Regions from separate parts of the Mus musculus genome. Here region 2 is linked to region 1. Evidence: chromatin loops called from intact Hi-C (ENCODE). Cell type or tissue: left cerebral cortex. All regions are shown on one strand. Links, peaks and the distances in the headings refer to the core of each region. The heading gives the core; the rest is flanking DNA. Region 1 overlaps Arhgap32 (Rho GTPase activating protein 32). Region 2 has its middle 49 kb from the start of Barx2.

What was found. A loop is a pair of places that touch in the nucleus more often than their neighbours do. Peaks named below come from ENCODE experiments on the same cell type or tissue, not always from the same donor. Only the 100,000 strongest peaks of a DNase experiment are listed, where the experiment ranks them.
Region 2: a loop joins it to region 1, with 2.3 times the contacts of the local background. A loop is called at or near these places in 4 of 42 quality-filtered maps.

Annotation. Positions count from the first base shown.
Region 1 is chr9:32,252,514-32,257,891 of GRCm38, forward strand. Arhgap32 (Rho GTPase activating protein 32) reads left to right here. Exons shown (of 23, transcript NM_001370958.1): 20 at 1,554-1,625; 21 at 2,661-3,545; 22 at 4,200-5,185. Among named protein-coding and RNA genes, the nearest start is that of Kcnj5, 89 kb to the right of the region's middle. In left cerebral cortex, for the core only: no CTCF peak of the experiment used is centred there; no DNase peak of the experiment used is centred there.
Region 2 is chr9:31,959,345-31,964,722 of GRCm38, forward strand. No RefSeq gene overlaps it. Among named protein-coding and RNA genes, the nearest start is that of Barx2, 49 kb to the left of the region's middle. In left cerebral cortex, for the core only: no CTCF peak of the experiment used is centred there; a DNase peak (open chromatin) is centred at 3,117.

The DNA.
Region 1 (5,378 bases), core at 326-5,325:
TAAAAATAACCAGTATTCCTGGGGCTGCTGTTACTAATTACTACAAATTGAAACTGGAAGCACAAATGTGTATGGAAACAGTTTGACAGATGTCACCTCGCCTGTGGTCACTTGAAGTTCTTAGGGAAGACACCCTCCTGTCTCTTCTATCCCCTTACGGCTCCCAGCATCTCTTGCCTTTTTTTTAATTATTATTACGTATTTTCTTCAATTACATTTCCAATGCTATCCCAAAAGTCCCCCCCTACTCCCCCCCCAACTCCCCTACCCACCCATTCCCATTTTTTGGCCCTGGCATTCCCCTGTACTGGGGCATATAAAGTTTGCGTGTCCAATGGGCTTCTCTTTCCAGTGATGGCTGACTAGGCCATCTTTTGATACATATGCAGCTAGAGACAAGAGCTCTGGGGTACTGGTTAGTTCATAATGTTGTTCCACCGATAGGGTTGCAGATCTCTTTAGCTCCTTGGATACTTTCTCTAGCTCCTCCATTGGGGGCCCTGTGATCCATCCAATAGTTGACTGTGAGCATCCACTTCTGTGTTTGCTAGGCCCCGTCCTAGTCTCACAAGGGACAGCTATATCACGGTCCTTGCAACAAAGGCTTGCTAGTGTATGCAATGGTGTCATCGTTTGGAGGCTAAATGGACCATCTAGAGACTGCCATATCCAGGGATCCATCCCATAATTAGCCTCCAAACTATGACATCTCTTGCCTTTAAGTAGCACAACTCCATGTTTTCATGGGGCCTTCTTCTCTATGTCTCTTTGTCTTTTATTTTCACCCTCCTTGAAGAAAGGAGCCACTGTAAGATGTCATCAGAGGGGCTGGAGGAGTGGCTCAGTGGCTGAAAGCTCTTCTTTTCTTTCCTTTCCTTTCCTTTCCTCTTCTCTTCTCTTCTCTTCTCTTCTCTTCTCTTCTCTTCTCTTCTCTTCTCTTCTCTTCTCTTCTCTTCTCTTCTTTCTTTTTTTTTTTTGGGGGGGGTTTGTTTTTTGAGACAGGGTTTCTTTCTGTAGCCCTGGCTGTCCTGGAACTCGGAAATCCACCTGCCTCTGCCTCCCGAGTGCTGGGATTAAAGGTGTGCGCCACCACGCCCGGCTGAAAGCTCTTCTAAAGGACTGAGTTTGCTTCCTAGCAGCAGAGACTCCTCCGAGGGATCCCTTACCCTCTCTGGCCTCCTCGGTCCCTGGCATACACGTGGGGCATACTCACATGAACATGTGCATACGAGTAAAAATAAGAGTTGTAAAGACATCACCCAAGGTTACCAAGTTGGTCTTTTGGAAACTTATAAGAAGAGAATCTTTTAGTTCACCTTTGGGCTCAAGTTCGTAGGCTTTGGAAAGTTGTTTGTTTTATTTTTTTTCCCCACACTGGAAACAGAATGATGCAGCACATTCCATACTGGGATAGTAAGCTGAATATGACTGCGAAATGGACAGCTCATCACACTTGGAGATTCAAGTGTTGCTAGGGAAAGTCCAGACCCTTTAACTGTATAGTCCTTAACAATCAATCACAGGCTTTACACTGCTTGGTTTTTATTATTTAGGTGGCAGGGCAGAAGGAACCCTCCGCTCAGCTAAAAGTGAAGAGTCCCTTACTTCTCTCCATGCAGTTGACGGTAAGACTAAAGTGTCCTCGGATGGATTACATAAAACACACAGAGGCAGCAATGTTATGAATATATACTTAGCAAGAAGGCTGTGAAATATCACTTCCAGTACTATTAGCATTAAGTATGGTTCAGTTAAAACTCATGGATATTTTAATATGGTGTGGTATTTTGGCAACAAATACTGTTTATGTAAAATGGCTGAAATGTTTCAAAGCAAACATTTATATTTGTCAGTGCTTAAAAGTGAGTGTCACTGTTTCCTTTAGATTTGGTAACTGGAGCAGCTTTGAGACTCATTTGTTAATGATGGGTGGTCTTCAAGGGTCATTAGTAGTTGGACCTGGCACCTTAAAGTGAGTCTGCCTCCAAAGGACCAACATCACCTGGCAGATACTGGAGGGAGGTGTGGTTACAGCTTAAGTTAAAATTCAGAATCAGACTTTATGAAAGCAAGTGTTGTGCTAAGCTGTGCCACTTGGATTTGCTTGGAAAGTGAAAAGCCTGTTTTCATTGGAAAAGAAGGAAGGATTTTAAGTGTGTGAATAGAGTGCTTTATTAAATGTGTGTAAATACTTTTTAATTAGGAAGAAGTATCATTTCTTCTTGTCTGGGGTACCATAAGGATATTTCCCCATAATAAACAACCTTTTGTTACTATTTGATACCCAAGGTGCTACTTTCAGTGATGACTTCTACCTTGCAAGTCAAATATGAGACCAGTGATAAAATAAGACACAAAGAAAGTAGGAACATTTGCCCAAAGTCATAGCAGTTGTCAATGTTGAGTTTGGCATACAATCCAAGAGTCTCTTGCCATTTTCTTACCCAGGCTGTGGATCAGCTGTAGTTCATGTGCTTTTTAATTAGTGTTTTATTTAGAAGTTCTTTTGCCACAAATGTAACTGATGTTTGTACACCCAGAGACAGTTCATGGGACGAGAGATTGAAGTTGCATGATTCCTGCTGTACTAGATAGGTGACTAGTGGTGGTGCTGTGTCCTGTGACAGCCATGCTCTGACATTGCTGTCCATTTTTACCAGGTGATTCCAAGTTGTTCCGACCTAGAAGACCCAGATCCAGCAGCGATGCGCTCTCTGCCTCTTTCAATGGCGACGTGCTGGGGAACCGGTGCAATTCCTATGACAATCTGCCCCACGACAACGAGAGTGAAGAGGAAGTGGGGCTGCTCCACATTCCAGCTCTTGTGTCTCCTCATTCGGCTGAGGATGTTGACTTGAGTCCACCAGACATCGGAGTGGCCAGTCTGGACTTTGATCCCATGTCATTTCAATGTAGTCCTCCAAAAGCTGAGTCAGAGTGTCTGGAGAGTGGTGCTTCCTTTCTGGATTCATTAGGTTATACCAGGGATAAACTGAGTCCCAGTAAGAAGGATGCAGAAGCAGGTGGTAGCCAGTCACAGACTCCAGGAAGCACCGCAAGTTCCGAACCTGTATCTCCAGTCCAGGAGAAACTGAGTCCGTTTTTCACCCTGGACTTGAGCCCCACTGACGACAAGTCTTCTAAGCCATCTTCATTTACAGAAAAGGTTGTTTATGCTTTCTCTCCGAAGATTGGGCGGAAGCTAAGCAAATCTCCTTCCATGAACATATCTGAGCCTATTTCAGTGACTCTCCCACCTCGGGTATCAGAAGTCATCGGTACGGTCTCCAATACTGTAGCTCAGAATGCATCACCTACATCTTGGGACAAAAGTGTGGAAGAAAGAGATGTCATAAATAGATCCCCCACCCAGCTGCAGCTAGGAAAGATGAAAGCAGGTGAGAGAGAGGCACAGGAGACCTGTGAACCAGAAGCACAGCCCCTGGAACAGGGGGCAGCTGAAGAAGTAGAGTTGCCAGGGACAGAGGAGCGGCCTGTCCTGAGCAGTCAGAGCAAGGCTGTACCGTCTGGACAGAGTCAGACAGGTACTGTTTGTTCTCCTCCGTTCCTTCTCTAAGCTAAAAGGGGTCTTCCGTCCTGTGTGCCATCTGTGCCTTTTAAGAGAGCCTTCTCCACAGCTAGGCTAGAATCAAAGAATGTTTTTCTGAATGGTGCTGAGGGCTCAAAGCCCTAAACTAAAATGAAGCAAACAAAACTCCCCAAAGGGCCCATGGTCCTGCTGCGAGCCTTCACAAAGGACCCCTTAAGTCTCTGGACAGTCAGGATTCATGGATAATTTTTGCACAACTGTGTAGCTCTTGATTCTGTTTTCTCTTCTAATGCATATTCTATTCTAGCCTTACAAGTTGACAAGCCAGTGTAGCAGTACCATCACAGTCTGAGCACTGGAAGCTTGTGCTCTAAGTGACCTTTTCTAAGTCAGTGGAGGCCTGCTTCCCTCCACCCTCTGTAGCAGTTCAAGAGGACTGGCAGCCTTTAACACTGTGGTAGTTTCCCTTTCAACCAGATGTGGTTTCAGCAGCATTTGCATGTGGGATAGAAGATCATGGATTGCAATTTTGAAATATGGAAGGCATATTTTTATGTTTTTAGTGATCACATGGGGAGTGTTTGGCTTTCCGTATAGGGTAACATAAGCTACCTTTTCATTCTAATTTTTTTTCCCAATTTCCCACTAGGAGCAGTTACCCATGACCCCCCTCAGGATCCCGTTCCTGTCAGTTCAGTCTCTCTTATCCCACCACCACCGCCTCCGAAAAATGTCGCCCGAATGTTGGCACTAGCGTTAGCTGAGTCTGCACAGCAAGCCTCAAGTCAGACACTGAAGAGACCAGGGGCTTCCCAGGCTGGGTGCACTAGTTATGGAGACACGGCAGTCGTTCCATCTGAAGAGAAGCTGCCTAGTTCCTACTCTAGCCTTACTCTAGATAAAACCTGTTTCCAAACGGACCGGCCAGCAGAGCAGTTCCACCCGCAGATCAATGGACTCGGAAACTGTAACCAGCCTCTCCCTGAGGCAGCAGCTATGGGAGGTCCCACCCAGTCCAACACAACTGACTCTGGGGAGCAACTCCACCAAGTAGACTTAATAGGGAATTCGCTACATCGAAACCATATATCTGGGGATCCAGAAAAGGCTAGAAGCACTTCAGCTCCCTTAACAGACTCAGAGAAGTCTGATGATCATGGAAGTTTCCCTGAAGACCACGCTGGGAAGAGCAGCGTGTCCACTGTCTCCTTTTTGGAGCAGGACCAGTCTCCACTCCATTTCTCCTGTGGAGATCAGCCCCTCTCTTACCTTGGTACCAGTGTGGATAAACCCCACCATTCCTCAGAACTTACAGACAAATCTCCCATGCCTTCTACTTTGCCTAGGGACAAAGCCCACCACCCTCTCTCTGGGTCCCCTGAAGAGAATTCCAGCACAGCCACCATGGCTTACATGATGGCAACTCCAGCAAGAGCGGAACCGAGCAACAGCGAGGCCAGCAGGGTCCTGGCTGAGCAGCCCTCGGCTGCTGATTTTGTGGCTGCCACCCTTCAGCGCACGCACAGAACTAATCGGCCCCTCCCTCCACCTCCTTCCCAGAGGCCTGCAGAGCAGCCACCAGTTGTGGGGCAGGTACAAGAAGCACCAAGTATAGGATTAAATAATTCCCACAAGGTAAGCTAGAGAGGAAGTCAGTGAAGTAGTATACTTTTCCCAAGGTATGCCATTCGGTAGGATGTATTATCTTTTAGTCAGATGCGTGTCAGTCAGGTGGCAGATTTCCATGGAATCTGCCATTTGAAGCAGGCGGTCTCTGCCTGTGCCTGGCTATTGGCTTTGTGTAATGACAGAGCAGCCCCTGGTGACT
Region 2 (5,378 bases), core at 280-5,279, 290 kb before region 1:
AAAGGGATGCTTGGAAAAGCCATGTGATCCACTTTCCTAGGAAAGGTACAAAAGACTGGGAAAGATCACATTGGAAGATATAACATTGGAGAGATAGCAATGGGAACGTAACACTGGGAATAAAGGCTTTGGGAGTAAGGCATTGGGAGCAGAGCAGTTCATCAGAGCAGGAGGAGACAGCAAGATTAGAAGGAGAATGCAGAGTGGAATAACTTAGAAAATATAAGGCAACTTAAAAAATTGAGAGAGCAATGTGCAGAATGCAGAGGAAAAGAGGAAAAAAGAAGAAGCTGCAGAGAGAGCAGAAGGAGCAGGCAGGCTTCTCCTTACCATGGGACAGAACAGGTCTTTTCTTAATAACAAGGCTAAAGAGAACAAAGCTTTCTTCTTACAGACTTGGTTTTAATTCATGTAGCAATAAAAGGATAGAAGCTTTTTCTTTCTGTATGCATTAAAGATTGGAGCTCATTTTTCATCCAGAATGAGTGAGTTCTTTCTGCACTGGCGCTTGGTCTTTTGCTCCATACACATATGTAAGTATGGATGTATGTGTGTGTGAGTATGTAATTATGAGATAGTAGGAAAGTTGTGCCCAACTGATTTGAATGAAAATTTATTAATATGTGTGCATTAATTTGCATATGGATTTTTGTACGTTTAATCCATATTTGCTTGTGTAAAAGTTTTTCCTTCTGTGAGTGTGATTCTCTTCTCCTGGTTCAATAGAAGTTTATTGCTCCAAACTTCCCCTAGCCCAACAAATGAGAGGCATCTGGACAAAAGGGAAAAGGTTCTAGCAATTAAACCTTTACTTAATCCCCTACTGTTTTATGGTGAGGTGCTAATGCCAGAGACTGCAGTTTCTGGCCCAAAGAGAACTCAAAGAGGTCAGCTATCACACCAAAGTGATTTAGACTTAAGATAGGTACATGTTTTATTATTAAACAGCAACTCTATCTCAAAACAAACAAACAAAACAAGTCTTGCCCACGCCTATGCTCATCCCTGTCCTCTTACCTTCAAGAGAGAGCCAAGAGAGAAGAAGAGCCGGGTATGGACCACAGCATTACGGATAGGCCCCATGCTCAGCAATAGATCACTATAGCCTCCAGCGGCCATGGAGAACTGGATCTACCTGAAAGGGGAGCTGGAAATGAAAAGGAGTGCAAGAGAAGGATGAAGCTAAGACACAAGTTCTCATCAAGGCACAAAGCTTAATTCTGCAGCTATAAAGGGAAAACCCACAAAACCCATCCTTTGTTTCAGCTGGATTATGTTGCAAAGCAAGCTCAGGGGCAGTCTATTCTTCTAAGTTCCTATAGGAGGTTGCAGGTGCAGCAAAGCAGATGACTCCACCTGGGTCCCATTGTGGCAAGCACTCAAGGTCTGTTTAGCTTGGCTCGAGGCTGGGGGAAGGGCACAGATCACCCACACAAAATGAATGCAGCAGGATCTTTTGGGGGTTCTTTGTCTCCGAATGTTAAGTCAGGGCAAGTGTTTGTTTTAATTTTTCTACCTTATAGGTCCTTTCATGTATACATTAGGGCTTCTGGTTTGGGACTGCTATGAGTGTGTATACATGGTGTCTGTGCATTGATATATATTTCTTCCCCCCCCCCTTTTTTTTTGAAACAGGGTTTCTCTGTGTAGCCCTGGCTATCCTGGAACTCACTCTGTATACGAGGCAGGCCTTGAACTCACAGAGATCTGCCTTCCTCTGCCTCCTAAGTGCTGAGATTAAAGGCGTGCGCTGCCACTGCCCAGGTTGATACATATTTCTTGTGCTTCTTTCTTTGGATCTTTTTCTTCTTTGGTTGTTTTGTCATATTTTGATTTTTTTTTTTTGTTATTGGTTTATCTTATTTCATTTTATTATTATTACTTAGATTCCTGTTTGTTTTCTAAGGAGAGAAAAAGGGATGTAGATTCAGATGGGAAGGGAAGGAAGGAGGAACTGGGGGGTGGGGGGGAATTTTGCTAGAATACATTGTATTAAAAAACTACTTTCATTGAACAAAAAGAAAAAAGAGATTATTGAGCAGGTAGCAATACACAACGGAGGCCAAAGTGAACATCACTTAAAGGAAAGTAGGAAGCAAAGAAGTCTTCACTCTGAGTTTTGCATCCACAATTGTATTTTCGTCATAGATCGCAACAAGCAGCCATGCCCAGCTCTCCACACAAACTATTAGTAGAGAAAGAACCCTTTAACGTTTCCTAGAAATAATCCTAAGAGCACATGAAGAAACAGCAGCTCATGAGAATCTTGTACCAAAGGCAAAGCGTGGTTCAAACACATCCAGCTCCATTTAATCATCCTAACATGTGAGGAGATCGTTCCAAAGCTCCTTCCTTTTGATTATCAGAATATTACAACCACAGAATCAGAGGACATTGGAATTTTCACCAGAAGTCTCTTGCTGGGAGAAGCAAAAGGCGGATGCAGCCAGAGGACGAGTCCGACTCCCTGAAAGAGACTTCACAGTTCTGTCAACATGTCAGAGTGCCCGCAGGAGAGACTAGACCCAAGACAAGGATGAGTCAGTAGGCATGGCTGGACCTTGACCAGGTCTGTGTACTTGTGTATAATTTATCTAGTGCCCTCTACTTAAATCAAGCCTCATTTTAGGACTCAAAAGATGGATTTGGGGGTCATTGGGTCCCTTCATCTCCTCCTCTTCTCAATGTAGCCACAGAGAGTAAATAAATCTCCTTTCTCTGCTTCTCACCATTATTTGCTTCTTTAATTGTCCTATTGAGGATGGGAAGACAAGCCTAGCTTGTTAGCTGCCAGGGCCAATGCTCTGACCCTAACAACTCTGACAACATGCCCTCTCTCCTGACTCCGTACCAACTCTGCTTCAGCTGACACAGCTGAGAACACAGGGTTCCCTCCCCCTCTATCTCCAGGAGGATTTCTTTTCTGCAGGACAAGGACATCACCATTTCCCTTCCTGTCTCTATGATGTCTTGTTAGGTGGGAACTCACTAAAGAGATTGCTCCCTTCTGCTGCTCAGTCCACTTATAAAAAGGATGTCCAACCTTGCTCTTGGCATGTGGAGAAGACTGGAGCCCTGTCACCTTAGCAACGGCCAGTGCAGGGGTGGATTTGTGCCAGAAGAAGCAAAATGGGAGGAGCCCTGGAAGCTGCCCTTATCCCTCCACTGAGTATCTAGGACAGCAAAGCTTGCTGTAGTCAGTCCTTACCCAAAAAACACTAGACTGCTGGCTCAGAGAATTCACTTAGAGAAAAAAAAGGAAGGGGACATAAAAAGAGGGAATTCCTAATCTCCACAAAAAAATTCACTCCTGTGTTGGTTTGAATAGGTATGGCCCCATCGACCCACATGTTTAAATGGTTGGACTTAGGGAGTGGCACTATTAGGAAGTGTGGCCTTGTTAGAGGAAGTGTATCACTGTTGGGGCAGGCTTTGAGGTCTCCTACGCTCAAGCTACACCCAGTGTGACACAGTTTCCTTCTGCTGCCTGCCGATCAAGATGTAGAATTCTCAGCTTCTTCCCCAGCACCATGTCTGACGGCACACTGCCAAGCTTCCTGCCATGGTGATAATGGACTAAACCTCTGAAACTGTAAAACAGCCCCAATCAAATGTTTTCCTTTATAAGAGTTGAATTGATCATGGTGTTTTTCACAGCAATAAAGCTAACTAAGAAAACAACAAACTAAGAAAACCCATTTGCAACAGAGCTTGGAGAAGCAGGTTCTAAATAGAAACTGTGATTGACCATTGGGAGCAGGGGCAAAGACCAAGCTAAGCCACAGACTGGCTGCTCTATAGGGCAAGAGCTCAGGCTATGCCAGCTACGAGGAGCCCTCTTGAGAAAATATCAAGTGCTGACCTCAGAAACCATTTCTATAAAGGAGCGATGATTTTACTACATGTGTTGGTAGAGAGATTTATGTACCGGTAAATTCTTGGAAACAGATAAGTAATCGCCTGGTGTTTGTGGTCAGAAGAAAGGAAGAAAGTGTGCCAAACAATTGACTTCCCAGAATGAATATGTGTTGGGCAACAGAACCCATGACTCTCCGGGGAGCAATATTAGATCCTTACCACTGTCAGTGGAGGTATTATCATTGACCCAAGTTACTAAACAAGAAAGTCACTGAGGCAGGGGATTGAAGAAGAAAGAGAGAGGAAGAGGAGGAAGAAGACAAAAGCTTTTATACATTGGATTTTTTACTTTAATCTTAATTATTAATTATGTATATTAGAGTTGTATGTGCTCATAAATGCAGGTGCCCCCAGGAGCTGGAGTTACAGGTGGTCATAAACCACCTGATGTGGATGCTTAGAATTGAGATTGGATCCTCCGCAAGAGCAGTGCTGGAAAAGAATATTCTTGAGGTCATACAAAGAAGCCCAGGACAAAGGTAAAGTAATTCTGCATAACACGCTACACAGTGAGACATTAGTTAGGAATGGCGTCCATAGATGCATGTGTCTGAATGCTTGGCTCATAAAGAGTAGCAATATTAGGAGGTGTGGCCCTGTTGGAGGGAGTGTGTCACTGAATGGGCAGGCTTTGAGGTCAAGTTCAAGCTACATCCAGTGTGGCACACAGTCTCCTTCTGCTGCTTGCAGATCAAGATGTAGCACTCTCAACTCTTTCTCTAGCACCATGCCTGCCTGTAAGCTTCCATGCTTCCTGCCATGATGAGAGTGGACTCAACCTCTGAAACTGCAAGCCAGCCCCAGTTGAATGTTATCTTTTATAAGAGTTGCTGTGGTCATGGTGTTTCTTCAGAGCAATAAAACTCTAACTTAACAAAGACATCAGCTTTGTGTATCATTTTCTCTTTTGTTTGTCTTGTCCCTAATATGTTCAAAGTCTGCTAATAACATTGGCAATAGAAGGCAGCACTAAGTTACTGACCTGGGAACAAATTTAAAATGGTTAAGGACTCTGAAGGTAGATGGTCACATACACACACACAAGTGGGTGATAGTGTTGTTCACCAGTCAGGTCTGCCCATTCCACCACAGCACTGGTCTTGAAGATCAACAAGGACGTGACAGTGGTCATTAAGAGGTTGGTTTATAGCCGGTTGGTGGTGGCGCACGCCTTTAATCCCAGCACTTGGGAGGCAGAATCTGGCAGATTTCTGAGTTCAAGGCCAGCCTGGTCTACAGAGTGAGTTCCAGCACAGCCAGGGCTATACAGAGAAACCCTGTCTCGAAAAACCAAAAAAAGAAAGAAAAAAAGAAAATGATGCTGGGAGGGGCAATTATGCTGAGATAATTGGATGGCTACATGCAAATGAATGAAGCTGGAACCTTACCTCCCAACAGACACAAGAGTAACTCAAAATAAGTGGAAATCCTAAATACTATAGCTAAAAACTATAACGGTT